Regions from separate parts of the Homo sapiens genome. Here region 2 is linked to region 1. Evidence: chromatin loops called from intact Hi-C (ENCODE). Cell type or tissue: heart left ventricle. All regions are shown on one strand. Links, peaks and the distances in the headings refer to the core of each region. The heading gives the core; the rest is flanking DNA. Region 1 holds the start of LOC124900829 (a long non-coding RNA gene). Region 2 has its middle 36 kb from the start of SORBS2.

Region 1 (8,341 bases), core at 109-8,108:
ACTCAGTAGAGTAAACTGTTTACAGTAGATGCTGACCAAGTGTTAGGTGAGAGTGGTGACGATGAGTGTGGAAATCTGCCTTAATTTTATGAGTTACCAACCTGTCATTGACTTCATGTTCATTCTGGCAAGAGCTAAGAGAGATACTATTGAGTATTTTAACACAGACTTCACTTGCTTGGGTGAACTGTAGACAGAATCCATCTTTAATGACCTATTTCTGTTACTGAACTGAACTGGTGTCTGCTCTCCTGTGGGGTGAGGCCAAACATCCACACCGTGGTTTGCAGCAGGGGAAAGCAAGGTGTTTATTTGCAGGATGCCAAGGAAAGAGAATTGGGCAGCTTACAATTGAGACCTGACCTCTCGGTGGCTTACAGGTAGGAGATTTTAAATCTGGAGAAGCAGAGATTGCAGGCAAAGAAGTCAATTAATATATTGAGGCTCTATATTGGTTTGGCCTAAAAAAGTAGGGTGTCATGAAGCAGGGTTCCACAGGTCACAGGTGGATTCAAAGATGTTGGGGTTTGCAATTGGGTAAGGAGGTGAAGCTTTATCTAAATACCCCATGACTTTACCAAACACCCCATGACTTCAACTCCCTTGGTTATTGTTTTAAGCTACTATTACCTTCTTGCTGGTCAAGTTGCTCATTTACTCTTCAGGGATAGCTGGGTGCCTGGAATTCCCCTTGAAGAAATTCAAGATTTTTCTTTCATGCTTGAGGGACTTGCAGGCCCCTAAGAGGGATCCCTGCTCTGTCTCATTTCTAATGGTTTGTTGTTAGGAAACCTCTCTAATGAGACCATGAAGTTCTTGAGGTGAAGGCACTGATCTTATATCTCTCCTTTTTTTATCTTATTGTTGTTACACACACTCTCCATAAACTCCATTTTGAGAAACCCAGGTTTCAGCTGCCACTGCTTGTGTTTCTTGCTCAATCCCTCTTGTGTCCATCTCCAACAATCCTCTCTCAGAGACATCCTTCAAATCTTTGCTAAAATGTCACCTTCACAAAGACCTTTTCTTACTGTCTTATTTAAAGTGGCAGGCCTCCTCTCCCCCATCGTGGCATCATTTTACCCCCTGGCTTTTATCACCACCTGACATGCCATATATTTTCACCTTGTTTATTGCCAGCACCCGCCTACCCCACTACAAAATAAGCTCCATGAGGGAGCTTTGTCTATTTAGTCCACTACTGTATCCTCAATGTCTGCAAAAGTGTCTAGCACATAATCAACACTTCATAAACAGGTGTTGAATAAATAAATCCATCAAGCATTTCACACAGCATTTTCCCCAAAGCAGGCAGTTAGGAAATATTTATTTGAGCTAACACAGCTATGTTTTCATCAGTTCAGGAAAGTGGAAGGTCAAGGGTCACTTATAGAAGGTGCCACCAGAGCCTAGGGTAGCTCACCAACTGTTAAAATCTCCAGAGAAGGGATAAATGCAATCTTGGGGGGTAGCAAAACAAGCAAAGAATGTTTTGATATGAAGTCCTTTGGAATTGGAATTATGGAAGGCCCTGGAACTAGCTGAGCTTCTAGGATGATTAGTGGAGGATTTCAAAACCATTTGCACTGCAGTTCTCTTTTGGTGGTGTCAGGCTTCCAAACCAAAGACATGTCTAGAAATGCAGGACAGCATATCACGGGGACCTCTGTAACAGCAACAAAACCCCATGGATAGCATGTGACGTCATGGTAACAAAGCTTCATGCTACAAAACACAGAGAGATAGAGGGTGTTTAGTGGGATAACACTTTGCAATAGTAACCGTTCTTGATATTTCCTTTTTTTTTTTTTTTCCCACCTGGGAGACTAGATATGAATTTTCCATTGCCCAAGTGTTATTTGACACTGCAGAATGCATGTGTCTAACCATGTCTTTTTATTTTATGTATATTTATGGTTTGACATTGGAGTCTGGCTGAGCCTGGGGGGACTGGCAGTCAGTTAGCTTACTACTGTCTCTAGTTAGCCGATTCCTAGAGACAGTGAAGGACCCCCGCCTCCAGAGAGAGCCTTTCAAATGCACATGAACCAATCCAAAGCCCATGCCCCTAACCACGTCCTCTACTGGGGATCTCAAATTCAACATGATTCCCCCTGCCCTGATCACCCCAAACCAGGTACCAGACAGTTAGGGACAGGCCCTATGCCCAGAGTCTGCTGAAATTATTCAAGCTCTCCACCCTGAGCCTGCTCACCCTGCCTTGCCTGCTCCTTCCCATGGAATCCTCTCCCCAGCATTCTCCCCCTGCTCACTCTGCCTCCTGCCTGACCCGGGTGCTACCCGTGTGGCCACACACTGTAGGCGCTCACTCCTCTTGGCATCTGTGAGCATCAGACTTTTTTTTCAATGGTAGTCATCTCCTATCTACTGGTCTTGCCCTATCAAAATTATAACAAAACCTGTGCTTTAAAACAGTATAGGGAAGAAAAGAAGTTAATTCTTGGCATTTCAGGGCCTCTGTAGCTGCGGTACTGGCATATGAACAAACAACTACATTAACAACAAAAAAGATTGGAAAGGATGCACATTCTAAAATTTGGAGAAGAGGAAAGAAGAAGAGAGATGTGGAGGTCATAGGGCGGGCCCCAAAACTGACCTATTCATGCCCCTCTGCTCCCTTCCCCAGGGCTCAGCTTGAAGGAAGAGGTCAGGGTGCTGAACGATGGCCTGAGACACCCTAATAACCAACACAACCAACACCCCTTCTCTCTGCAGGTTCTCTCTGCAGCTCTAGCACCTGGCATCCTCAGACATCTTCTTAATACTCACGCAAGTTCTACAGATGAGAAAATGAGGCTTCAAAAGATGAAGACCACACGATGACTGAATGGATGGTGCTGAGTTATAATAGCAGTATCTGTCATGTATGGGTTGCTTCCTATGGGATAAGCACAATGATGCCATTTCATTTTATCCACTCAATGGCATACACTGGGATAGCATAACAATAGAACACATGGGACTCTGAATTCTGCAGGCTAGGTTTAATTCTGTTTCTGCTACATAATAGCAAAAGAGTTCATCTTGATTCTGCTACATAATAGCAAAACAGTTCATCTTGATTCTGCTACATAATAGCAAAACAGTTCATCTTGCTTTAAGTCATAAGTCACGGCTCCGAAAAGGACACCCCAAGTATGGCCTTGACCTGCTGAGGACTTTGAACTAAAGGGCATTGGAAAGCCTCAGAAGCAGCCTCAGAACCAAGTCTCTGACCTTCTCCTGCCCTCCTGTCTCTCGCCCCTCATTCCCCCAAGAAGTGAGTCATAGAAACCAGAAATCCTCTTCCCTAAAGCAGGTCACGGAAACTAGAATCTCTTTCCCCAAAGCCAGCCATTAGAAACTAGAATCACTACTGGAACTTTCCCTGCCTTTCTGAGTAAGAGCTGGCCATAAAGAAGTTCTCTGACTTACTTTCCTGAAAGTAGGTTATAAGACCCTCATTCCAGAAGGGGCCCTGCCCTACACGCAGGAAGAAGGAACGCCACACAGGGAGGCCAAGAGGAACCCAGACAGGCCCAGCTGGGTCCCCCTCTGTCTGTCACTGTCCCATCGCTCCCTCTGTGTCCAGTCACAGCTCCGCAGGGCTACCACTCTTCATCAAATCTAAGCATAGAAATGGGCAGTTTTCCCTTGGTTCTTTGGGTCTTCATTTCCTAAGGCTCCCATGTTATGTAAAACTTTGATTAAACAAATCTGTGTGCTTTTCTCTTGTTAACCTGTCTTTTGTTACAGGAGAATCGGCAGTGGCCCCTTAGCATGGTGGCACACGTCTGTAATCCCAGGTACTTGGGAGGCTGAGGCACGAGAATCACTAGAACCTAGAAGGAGGATGTTGCAGTGAGCTGAGATTGCACCACTGCACTCCAGCCTGGGCAACAGAGCAAGACTCCCATCTCAAAAAAAAAATTAAATTAAATAAAAATTAAAAAAAATTAAAACTTAGGCCTGGTGCGGTGGCTCATACCTGTAATCCCAGCACTTTGGGAGACTGAGGCAGGCAGATCATGAGGTCAGGAGTTCAAGACCAGCCTGGCCAACATGGTGAAACCCCGTTTCTACTAAAAATACAAAATTAGCGGGATGTGGTGGTGCATGCCTGTAATCCCAGCTACTCAAGAGGCTGAGGTAGGAGAATCGCTTGAACCTGGGAAGTGGAGGCTTCAGGCAGCCGAGATCGTGCCACTGCACTCCAGCCTGGGGGACAGAGCGAGGCTCCATCTCAAAAAAAAAAAAAAAATTAAAACTTAAGTAAAAATATAAATGAATTGAACCAGGAAAGTTCTTGCTGTGAATGTGACATTTTGCCATTTTTTTATTTCTTATCCCTTCTCTTTTACAAATTTCCCTAGATTTTGAGGGTAAAATTATCTCACTGTAGTCATATTTCTGTCTTCATGTTTTACTCACCTCCAGAGTATGTATCGCTTTCCAACGTGTGGCACATCGTCTTTTATATTTTTAGTTTTGTATTCTTTGTCTCCTCTCTCTGGAATGCAAGTGCCTGCGGGCAGGGCTAGCTGTCGTTTGATTCACTGCTGTCACATTGGAGTGGAGAAGTGCCCAGGATGCAGGAGATACTCAGTAAACGCTACTGACTGAGTAACTGTGAGAAAGAAGAATTCTATAGTGGAATTAACAGAGCTGTTCCCGATTAGTGATTGAAACAGGACTATGTGTGATCTGAGAGGACAGAGACGAGGAGATGGGACCGAGACTGAGTCACACAGTTCCCGCACTGGCCATTCTGTGGCTCCCTTAGCCCAGGGTAAGCAGGTTGAATCCAAGGAGGAGAAAGGGTGACATCCATTTAACATGGGCGGTGAGATCGCATGCAGAGGCAGAGAGGAAAGACACAAACTCACAGAACAACTGGCTTCCAAGCATTGCTTTTTCTGACACTTCCATGAATTCAATGCAACATTAATAACTGTCATCCCTACTGTGATGGATCAAACTTCAAATAATAGGACACATGCGCTGACCAAATTATATATCTGGGAAATAGTGGGTTTAGAACTTTCTCAGGCCGGGTGCAGTGGCTTATGTCTGCAATCCCAGCACTTTGGGAGGCCAAGGCGGGTGGATCACCTGAGGTCAGGAGTTCGAAACCAACCTGGCCAACATGGTGAAATGCTGTCTCTACTAAAAAATACAAAAAATTAGCCAGGCGTGGTGGTGGGCACCTGTAATCCCAGCTACTCGGGAGGCTGAGGCAGGAGAATCGCTTGAACCCAGGAGGCGGAGGTTGCAGTGAGCCGAGATCGCATCACTGCACTCCAGCCTGGGCAACAGGAAACTCCATCTCTTAAAAAAAACAAAACAAAACGAAACAAAAAAAACTTTTCAAAGAAATCTCTTATCATTTGAATATCATGACATTTCCTTATTAATAATTGAAGAGCAAAAATTCTAGGTATTTTATGAGTTTAAATAATGTGCTCTCAAATTTTTATTGACTGAGTGCTCTGTTCTGTATTTCCAATTAGGGTAGAATTGTGCATCTGATTATGATCAGTGATCAATGATACATTTCATAAAATCGGTGGCACCCAGTGTTGGGAGGGTCCCATATATCATTTCATCTGTTCCTTATGTCTTTGGGTACAATAAAAAATCGAGTAAAAGGGTTGTGTGTGTGTAAGAAGAAAATAAAATATTTATTAGGTCTTCTTTTATTTTAAATCTTTAATCAAATCCACAGCCATCCAAACTAGCATATTCTATGTCCCTAGATTCTCAGAAATAAATCTGAGGAAAGCAAAACAAAATTAAAGAACATCAAGTTCTTACATTTGATCAGTTGGTTGAATTCACATGAATATTTACATGTGGCATTGGAATGAACTAGTGAGGAAGGTGTTGGTTAATCTATGTGGAATCCATATGAATTTTGTAGATCATTAAAATAATAGTGGAAATAACAGAGGGCCTTAAACCTTGAAGAGATAGTGCATCCTTTTCACAAACTCTGTTAAAAGCACCGTCTGTCCCTTTTAGTACGGCAAGCGATTGCAGAAAACAGTAGGGAAACACAAGGTAAATCAGTTTTCTTTGTTGTTCGAGATTATTTTCTGAAAGTGTTTAAGCTGGTTTCCTTTAATAAAGAAAATCTCATGCTAAAAAATGTAAGCATTTGGCATGTCTTTCACAGAGGGCTTGGAAAACAAGTCCCCTCTATATCATACACCTGGAGTGTTTAATCCCAAATTTGTTAATGTATAGACTTGATGATTTAAATGATAAAACTGCAGACCTTCTTACGGAATTGAATTCATTGAATTCTTTCTAAAACATCCCACAGGAGGCACTCATTTAACTCTGACTCCTTTCTTTGCATTTACAGCCTGGAGAGTTAAACAGCAAAACCTGGATGGGAAAACCAGGGTTCCCAACTGCGAAATTTAGGAAGTAACAAGTCATCATCTTCTGCAAAGTGAGAGGGAAATTTTCAGAAAGCATTAAACAGTGACTTTCTTCTCATCACAACTTAGGGCCATTGCCAGATGTTTGTGCCTGGCCACAGTTCACGTGGGGAGGAGACAATTCTGGCTGACTAGCCACTGTGGGAGGCATTCATCCTGTAGATGTTCTGGAGGGTGACAGATCTTCAGTTTCAGCATCACACATAACCGGCTAGAGGCAAATTTGTAAGGAGACATTCACTGCTTGAGATGTGACTTACTATCTGTAGACAGAGAAACCAGATTTTTCTATAGCTGTAATAAATGCCCTTTATCAAGAAAGTGGCTAGCCCATTATAAACTCATTGGAAGAGACAAAGAATTTTTAAAAAGAGAAACATGAAGAAAAAAATATATAGGTCAGAAATATAGGGTCAGAAATATCATCCCAGATACTGTGTTCACCAGTTCCCAGAGACGGGGGATTTTGGTCAATGCCAGAAACAAATTCATGTAACTTGTAGCTTGGTTGTGTGTGTTTACACAAGTGCAAGAGGTGACTCCAGTGTCGCTGTGTGGGCTGGTTCCATTTTCCCATCATTAGACTTCTCGTGGTTGCGGAAGAGACGGGTGAACTTGGTGTCCCACGTCTTCGGCTTGGGGGCAGCTTCCACTGTGATATTTTGCTTCCCATGTCCCCAGAGTGTGAACCTGTCCTCACTTTCCCATGGGACGGTGGCCACGCTTGTGTGTGTGTGTGTGTGTGTGTGTGTGTGTGTGTGTACGTATGTTCCTCCTGGTCACCTTACAAGCCTGAAAAACAGATAGGGTCACACTAACAGTGATGACAGTGCTGTCACTGGCACAGGACACGAGCATCCTGCCAAATTCTCCCGAGACACTTTTGAAGGTCACTAGGTGTGTGTGTGTGACAGAGAAAGGGATGGCGGGAGCAGTGGGTTTCACTGTCTACTCAGAACCTGCAGACCTCAGACCTCCACATGGCACGCTTCGCTAATTCTGCCATGTGCCAGGAGCTGCGACCCTTTCTTCCCACCTCAGACTCGTGGCAAGGCACTGACGGCCTCATCCTGCAAAAGCAAATGAAAGGTCATCTGTGGAGAAGTGAGGAGCATGTCGCTTTCGTAACTCCATGTTCCTTTCTGTTGGCTAGTGCAACCTCAAGTCACTGAGTTTTTTTTCTTTTTTCTTTAAAGATGTCCGTCTCCCAGGACCAAGTCTGTGGATGTGGGGACGGAGCTGAAAGGCAGGTGCCTTGCTGCACTCAGGTGCACGACGCCTCCCACCCCCATGATGAAGGCTTTGTTCCCAGCGGCTTCAGCTGCCTGAGTCCTTCTTCGCTCGCACTGGGCTCCTTTACGTGAAGAGATCTCCGGTGGCCTCAACAGTAAGCCAGTCACACAGGTAGGTCCATGTTTAACGCTCAGCCGAGGCTGCAGTGGAGCCCATGTTAACATACGTGTTTATACTGCCTATGCGTGTGTGTGCACACACGGACACACACCAGTGTTACTCAATGATGGCTGCTCATTGAAATCACCAACCCGGTTTCCAAAATATATGAACACCTGGACCCCACCCGTGACCATGTGAAACACAGTCTCCAAGCAGTGGGTCTCACACACCTGTTGTTTTTAAACTCTCTGCAGACCATTCTGATGCACGGTGAAGACCAATAACCGTGGTGTGTACACATGGTCTAGGGTAGGGCTGTGCCCAGCAGTGTTTGAAAGCGCGCAGGTAATGCAGGGTGCATGCAGGGCTGCAACCGCAGGCCTGGGCTGCTGTTGAACTAGGTACCCACCGGACAGCTCAGGTCAGCTCTGGGGCACATGATGAAGCTAACCCGTGTAGGACATTTACCACATTCCTCCATAACAGAACACATTTTCATG
Region 2 (8,341 bases), core at 242-8,241, 170 kb after region 1:
AAGCATATGATCTGGGACTAGAGAGAATAGTATCTCACTCTGCAGATACCAGTCTAGAATAAGAGGTAGCATTGAGGTTGGTGAACCTACAGCAATGGGCTGAAAGCGCTAGTCCTTAAGCTATTTTCTGTTTCATCCTGCCTGAGAGATGAGTGACTTAGTGGCCTTAACAGAGGGTGTGTTAGAATGTAAAAAATAGGAGCCGAATTTACAGTTTTAGAGAGTGCCCTGGGGATGTTTACAGGGATCGGCTGCCTGTAGCTGTGTTGACTCCATGGATTTTTGTTGCTATGCTAAACGTATTAAAAGCTTTGAATTATTGTACCCTGAAAGGATTTGTTCATTCATCAAACAATTATCTTCTGGTATAAGCTAAGCTCTATGTTATGCAAGGGTCCCTGTTACATACATGAAGTTTTTCTCTACAGTCTTATATTAGTCAGGGTTCTGTAGAGGGACAGAACTAATAGGATACATATATGGGAGTTTATTAAGTATTAATTTACACAGTCACAAGGCCCCACAATAGGCTGTCTGTAAGCTTGAGGGGTAAGGAGAGCCAGTCTGAGTCTCAAAACTGAAGGACTTGGAGTCTGATGTTCGAGGGCAGGAAGCATCTAGCATGGGAGAAAGATGAAGGCTGGGAGGCTAAGCCAGTCTAGTCTTTTCACATTCCTCTGCCTGCTTTTTATTCTGGCCGTGCTGGCAGCTGATTAGATGGTGCCCACCCAGATTAAGGGTGGGTCTGCCTTCCCAGCCCACTGACTCAAATGTTAATCTCCTTTGGCAACACCCTCACAGACACACCCAGGATTAACACTTTGCATTCTTCAAGCCAATCAAGTTGGCACTCAGTATTAACCATCACAAGTCTTTTACACGATGTAATATATATATATGTGAATATGATTTTAAAAAAATCCCAAAAGGACAGCTTGTAAGTGCAACCCCTTGCTTATTCCTGTCTCATAGAGATGACCGTGAGTCAATCCACCTTTCCTTTATAATCATATTATTATATTTCCTTAAAGGAACGTAAAAGAATATGGAACCACTTTAAAAAATACCTGTTTCTAAATAAACTTGTAAACACCAAATCATGGTCTTTGTGGTAGTTGAAGGTGAATTTCTTCATGTCTGGGAAGATACAGGTTTTCCGAGTTTAACAATAGCCATGTCAGAGGCAAAATATGAAAGATAAGCTACTCATCTTCTCCACTCTAAATGATTTTTAACAAGTGCACCTGGTATCAGCCGAGGGTCCCCAGAGAATATATGTTTTATACATAAATATGGAGATTTATTATAGAAATTGCTTCATGTGATTATGGCAGCCAGGAAATCCCACGATCTGCTGTCTGCAAGCTGGAGAACCAGGAAAGCCGTTGGTGTCTCAGTCTGAGTCTGAGAGCCCAAGAACCAGAAGCACCAACATCTGAGGGCGGGAGATAGATAGGTGTCCCAATTCAACCTGAGAGGGAGTGAATTTACCCTCGTGTGCCTTTTCATTCTATTCAGGCCCTCAACAGATGAGATGATGCCCACACACCCTGGGTAAGGTGGATCTTTTTTATTCAAGTCTATCAATTCAAATGCTCATCTCTTCCAGAAACACCCTCACAGACACACTCAGAAATCACGTTTCACCAGCTATCTGGGCATCCCATAGCCCAGTCAAGTTGATGCATTAAAATTAACCATCACATGCTCTTAAGCATATTTCAACCCGACTCAATAGAACTAGAGTCTTGTAAAACATATGATATACACACTTCAGTGGTTTTCAGCACAGGCAGTTGACCAGGCTTACTTGTTCAAAGAAGAGAAGATGGGTTTTTAATAGCACTCACAAATCAAATTCATTAAGTCCCTATTTTGATGTAGGAGAACAGAGCTATCATTGCAGCAAAATTTTCCAAGGCCAGTGATGCCAGGATACCAAGGAGCTACATGCTGTCATTTGCTTGGGTCTCTCTGACAACCATGAAGACACTGTCCTCTTTCCCTCTAACAACTTGTTTGTAAAATTGTTAGACTCTCGACATATGGGACAAGTCAGCAGAATGTTAGACTTCCTATAATATCTCAGCAAGACTGCCTTGAGAACTCATGGCATGTGGATAGTTCAGGGAGTTGTGTGTTTTTCCCAACTCAGTCATTACCAATTGTACATCCCACATGAAAGTCACTTTAGCATTTTTCCATATTTTAGGGGGAAGTGGTGACTCATGCCCGAGGGGCAGGATGAGAATATAGGTCTCATAGGCATCTTCAAACCAGGTTCGCCTCTGCTCCACATTTGTGCCATGAAAGAGCTTCGTTTCATAACAAGCCAGAGACCAATTCTAAATCAGTATCTGCACAGGCCTGAAGAATTGAAGGCTTATGCAATAGCAGTCATTGCCAGGGTGGGTGTGGATCAAAACGCAACGTAGAAATCCTTACGCCATTGCAAGCAGCTTGTCTCCTCTGCCCCAGTTGTTCTTGTAATTTTAACAACCATATGCTTATCTTCTGTTTTCTGGCAGCCTAGAACTGTTCTTCATTTCTTTTTTAGACTCAATAGAAATTAAGTGGTTTGGCCATCAACATTCCTGTCTGTCGTCTCTCAGTCTTCTGTGAACAGGACCAGATGGAATAAGCTCTTTGATAGTTACACATTCATTGGAATTGAAAAAATGGGCAGCTGATTTTCTATTTTATAGGCAAAGTCCCAGGCCTGCCCCTGTGAGAGTGTGGCCTGCTGGGCTACTGTCTTATTCTGCAACAAGGGGTGAAGCCACAAAGATTATGTCTAAAAGAGTAATCACAGAGACAGGACAGGGTTTAGGCAGAAGCAAGAATTTCAGAGCATGTGAGTGAGGAATTATCTGCACTGGAGTGGACTTATTTTATAATGGGAAAATTCTCAGAATCTCAAAAAAAAAAAAATGGCAGGGAGAGGAAGAGTGGCAGGCGACAATCTAACCCAGTTTGTGACTTGGAATTCATAAATTCTTTATCTGTCGATTGGACAGAAATAATGAAAAAGACTTTTTTCATTAAGGAAAATCCTACTTCAAAATACAATGGGCTGAGCCTTGCAGTGTCTCAAGTCGGAATTCGCAGTGGGTTTGGGGAAGCTCTGGTGGCTCCACTGGGTAGTGTCTGCTCTCTAGAATGGCAACAGGGTCAACAAGGGTGTGCCAAGATGCCAGGAGCTTTATTAGACCCTGAGCAGGAAAAAGCTACTCTTTCAGTCTGATGGAGCCCTAATCTGACAGGGTCCTGGAACAACAGTGCTTGTTTCAGTAAGGGCCAGCTATATAAGAGGTGGTTCTAACATCATTCTCGTGATTGATGGGCATTGTCCAAAATAAACAAAACAACCAACCTTTTCGTACCACCTAGCAGCTGTCAAGTCCCTGTGTCACAGATGTGTCACTACTGTGTGCTTCTTTAATATAAATAAGCCACAGCTAGTGAAAGGGCTACAAGAGATATTTTAGTTTGGTTCATCTCACTGCATCTAATAATCTCAAGTAACTTGAAAATGTTTAGGATATATTATCTATAGAAATGAAACAGTACTGAACCCAGCAGACTTAACCGTCAGATAAAAGGCTCAAACTATGTCAAGAAATGTCCTAGACAGGTATGGTGGTGGCTGCCTGTAGTCCCAGCTACTTGGGAGGCTGAGGTAGGGGGATCCATTGAGCCCAAGAGTTTGAGTCTAGCCTGAGCAATGTATGGAGACCCTGCCTCTTAAAAAAAAAAAAAAAAAAAAAAAAAAAAAAAAAAAAAAAAAGAGATATCCTTATAAAGAACATTTAAAACCTGGACTTAATTCTGAACCACTAGAATACTAGAATCTTCATTTGTGTGACAGTTTTTCTAAGACTTTTTTAAAAGTTTACCTTTCATAAATTTGCATCCATTTGAATTTTTATTTGCATTCAAGTTGATTTCCTGGTTTCAAAATCAGTCACAGCAGTTGTTGACATGGAAAAAAAATTTGCCAAAGCAAAAGTTGAGATGGTGTGTCACAAAGGATTTCATGAACTAAAAGTTACCATTCCTTGTCCAATAACTTTTACTTCTCTTTTATTCCATGATATTAGGGGTTCTGTGGTTAAAGGCACTCAGGAATCCCTGCAGGTTGGCTTTCCCCAGAATACCCTTGAAGCCCAGAATCATCATGGGGACCACTACAGACTTGACCTGGATCCTAGGGCCTTTATGAAAAAGTCATCACCGCGCATCCCCTTCTCTGCCTCCATTCCACTGTACTCATATAATTTCGGGGTATCTGAGACTGCAGCTTAAAGCATCATTCTCAAGGAGTCTCTGAGTCTGTCGAATTTTCTGGGTGGCCCCAATCCCAAACCATGACCTGGGGACAAATTTGGGGGTTCTTAAATTTCTGGGAGAGTTCAGATCCCACAATTCAGGCCAGGTCAGCCCTGCGACTCGGCATGAATGTGAGAAGCCTGCGGAATGCCAAAGGACTGATAGCTGTAATCTGAGACATGCTGTTTGCTCTTTGATGAGACTAGCCATCAAAAACGATAGCAGAAAAATCTCAATCCTTGCCGATGAAGCCAGTTTCTACCTGATGAACAGATCTCCTAAGATGTGAGCCCAGTGCTTCTTCAGTTCATTCCAGGGCTCTAGGGTACAACTTACTGCTTGGAATAACTCATTGCTAAACAGTCTGCAGGGTTTAAATTGTCACATTCCTTATGGAGTCAAGGTTGCTATAATCGTTGCTGCCGTCTACAGCAGCTCTGGGAAGGGCAACAGGGTGGAGTGGAATTTCACACATGCCATATGTCGCTTACTCATCCTGCGAGATCTGGCTTGGACTTGCTGCAGTTGGGAGGAGAGGAGGATGTATGTCTGGATGATACAATCACAGGGACCCCAGATCCTGCGAGGATGGATTCTGAGCTATAATTGTTCACCATTGACGCATGTGTTCAGCTTGATTTTCTGGTCCTGGCATTTCGGCACTCAGCAGTCACCTCCACACTGGGCAGAGTGAGAATTTGGTGCACCAATCCAAAAGATACTGAAGGCATTTTAAAGGGAAACCAATTCAGTCCCTTTTCTCCAATCCCAAAGAAAGTGTCCACTCACTAGGGAGAAATAACAAAATTAGATTTTGATTTCTTATCTTAGAACAGATTGTTTCCTACTAATTGAGGCTCAAACACAAAGTGGTAAAAAGTCCACTGGAGCAGACTTACATTATGATGGGAATACTCTCAGACTCTATCAACACTGAATCTGTTATTAAACACAAGATAAGTGTAAGTTTTGGGGACAGAAGTTATCTAATTGTTTTATCCTTTGCCATGTTTTATTATAAAAAATCTTGTCTCTATCGCCACTCCCGCCACACCAAAGAATCCCCAGGGAGCATGGCCCCAGTGAGTCATGTTTTTATTCTGGATATCCTCATCTACCAAAGGTGTTATCATTCTTTCCTTTCCCTAGTTTTTATTTGACAAATAGGGATTTTTCTCTAAATTTAAATATCATAAATAAAATTTTCAAACACAAATGCCCTTGGAGATTCTGAATCATAACTCCATTCTCCCCCTTCCCCCTCTCTCCCAAACTTTCCCTGGTTTGAATTACAAGCCTAGGGGGAAAGAAATAACAGTTTAACTTGATTAATGGAGCACTCAGCAGAAGCACCCGCTTCCTATTCTCTGCCTTGCTTTCTACCTCATTGAATAAATGTACGCTATTATCTCAGTCTCGCTTCAGGCTTTACCAGTGAAATTGTTCCCAATAGGATTGCCAAAGCCCTTTTGGTTAGCCTTAACCAAGTGATAGTCTCAGTCATGTTTTAAAGTCAGGTTTATGAAAGTATAATTTATATACAGTATTCACCTTTTTTAGGAGTACAGATAAATGAATTTTGAAAAATGTATCAAATTACAGAACTTCCAACACATCAATGTGTAGAAAATTTTCATCTCTTCAAAAAGGGTCCTTGGCCCCATTCAGTTGATTTTCTTTCTGACCCCAGCCCCTGGCAAACCCTGATCTGCTTTCTGTCCCTATAGTTTTATTTTTCCAGAATGTATTATTAGTGGAAACATGCAATACTTAGTCTTTTGGGTCTGGCTTCTTTCACTGGCATGATGCATTTGAGAGGCGTCCATTTGTTGCAACTATCAGTGGCCTTTTCCTTTTTGTTGCTGAGTAACATTCTGTTGTATGGATGTACCATCGTTTCTGTATCCACTCTCCAGGTGATGGACATTTGTGTTGTTTCCAGGTTTTAGTGACCATGAATATAGCCTCTATAAATATTCACTTTCAGGTTTTTGTATGAACATATGTTTTCATTTCTCTTGGATAAATGCCAAGGAGTTGGGACTGCCAGGTGGCATGAAGTTTATGTTTAACAGTATCAGAAACGATCTTCCAAGGAGTCTGTACTATTTTGCATCACCACTAGCAGTGAATGAGAGCTCCTGTTGCTCCACATCCTTGTCAGCATTTGATATTGTCAGATTTTGTTTTGTTTATATTTTGGCCAGTTGAAAGGTGTGTAATAGTTTTCATTTGCATTTTCCTAATGATTAATGGTACTGAGCATTTATCATGTCCATATTTAGATCTGCATCTCCTCTTTGGTTAAAGTACCTGTTCAAAACTTTTGCCTATTTTTTTGCTTCTTTTTTTAAATTGGGTTGTTTGTTTTATTATTGTTGAGTTGTGTACATTCTTTATATATTCTGTATACCAGCCTATTATCAGATACATATTTTGTGAATATTTTCTCCCTTTCTGTGGTTTCCCTTTTATTTAGCAGAGTATTTTAACTGTGATCAAGTCCAGTGTGTTAATTTTTCCTTTTATGGCTTGTGCAATTTGTGTGCAATATAAAGCATTTTTTCTAACCCAAATTTACAAAGACTTTCTCCTTTGTTTTCTTCTATAAGGTTTACAGATTTTTTTATTGTTGCAAAATGCACATAATATTAAAATTACCATTTTAACCACTTTAAAGTATGTAATTCAGTGATATTCACTACCTTCACAATATTGCAAAACCAACATCACTATCTACTTCAAAAACATTTTCATGGCCAGGCACAGTGGCTCACACCTGTAACACCAGCACTTTGGGAGGCCAAGGTGGGAGGATCGCTTGAGCCGGGAAGTTGGAGACCAACCTGGGCAACCTCGTGGGACTCTGTCTCTACAAAAAATTAAAAATAAAAAATTAGCTGGGGGGTGGTGGTGTCCACTAGTAGTCCCAGGTACTAGGGGGGCTGAGGTGGGAGAATCATTTGAGCCCAGGAGGATGAGGCTGCAGTGAGTCATGATCACCCTGCTGCACTCCAGCCTGGGTGACAGAGCAAGACCCTGTCCAAAAAAAAAAAAAAGCATTTTCATCATCCCTAAAAACCCCATACCCACTAAGCAGCCAATCCCCATTCTTCTCTTTCGCCAGCCCCAGGCAGGCACTAATTTACTTCCTGCCTGTATGGATTTGCCTCTTCTGAGTGTTTCGTATAAATGGAATGGAATCGTGTTACATATAGTCTTTCGTGTCTCACTCTTTCATTTAGCATAAGTTCTCAAGGTTTCTACATCTTGGAGCATGTATCAGTACTTCATTCCCTTTTATGGCTTAATAATATTTCAATGTATGAATATGCCATCTTTTCTTTATTCATTCATTAATTGGTGGGCATTTGGTTTGTTTCTACCTTTTGGCTCTTGTAAATAATGCCGCTGTGAGCATCGGTGTACAAGTTTTGTTTGAAGATCTGTGTTCACTTTTTACACAGGAGTAGAATTTCTGGGTCATATGACAATTCTGTGTTTAATTTATTGTGGAATCATGAAACTGTTTTCCACAGTAGCTGTACCGTTTCACATCCCTCCAGCCGTATATGAGTATTCAAGTTTCTTCACATCCTTAGCAACATCTGTTATTTTCTGGTTTTGCTGTTGTTGTTGTTATTGTCATTCTCATGGGTGTGAAGTGCTCTCTTATTGTGGGTGTGTTTTGCATTTCACTGGTGACCAACGCTGTTGGGCATCTTTTCGTGTGTCTGCCGATCATTCGCATATCCTCTTTAGAGAAATGTCTCTTTGAGCCCTTTGCCCATTTTTGAATTGGGTTCTTTGTCTTTCTGTTGTTAGCTTTATAGTTTTGAGTTTTACATTTAGCTCTATGACCCATTCCAAGTTAATCTTTTTGTATAGGGTCCAGTGTATTTATCAGTGTTCATTTTTACACATATGGTTCCAGTCTTTGTTTAGCAAGACTGTCCTTTCTCCATTGAATTGCCTTAGCACTTGTGTTGAAGGTGTGGGTTCTGTTCTCTCC

The links. Hi-C counts contacts between places; a loop is a spot of excess contacts. Peaks named below come from ENCODE experiments on the same cell type or tissue, not always from the same donor. Only the 100,000 strongest peaks of a DNase experiment are listed, where the experiment ranks them.
Region 2: a loop joins it to region 1, with 3 times the contacts of the local background. A loop is called at or near these places in 14 of 110 quality-filtered maps.

What each region holds. Positions count from the first base shown.
Region 1 is chr4:186,011,837-186,020,177 of GRCh38, reverse strand. LOC124900830 (a long non-coding RNA gene) reads left to right here. Exons shown (of 3, transcript XR_007058420.1): 2 at 7,643-7,850. It overlaps LOC124900829 (a long non-coding RNA gene), which reads right to left and starts at 2,866. Exons shown (of 2, transcript XR_007058418.1): 1 at 2,791-2,866; 2 at 1,297-1,725. In heart left ventricle, for the core only: a CTCF peak has its summit at 4,732; no DNase peak of the experiment used is centred there; H3K27ac peaks cover 2,688 bases.
Region 2 is chr4:185,844,065-185,852,405 of GRCh38, reverse strand. It overlaps a transcript of SORBS2 not described here. Among named protein-coding and RNA genes, the nearest start is that of SORBS2, 36 kb to the right of the region's middle. In heart left ventricle, for the core only: no CTCF peak of the experiment used is centred there; a DNase peak (open chromatin) is centred at 4,995; H3K27ac peaks cover 5,418 bases.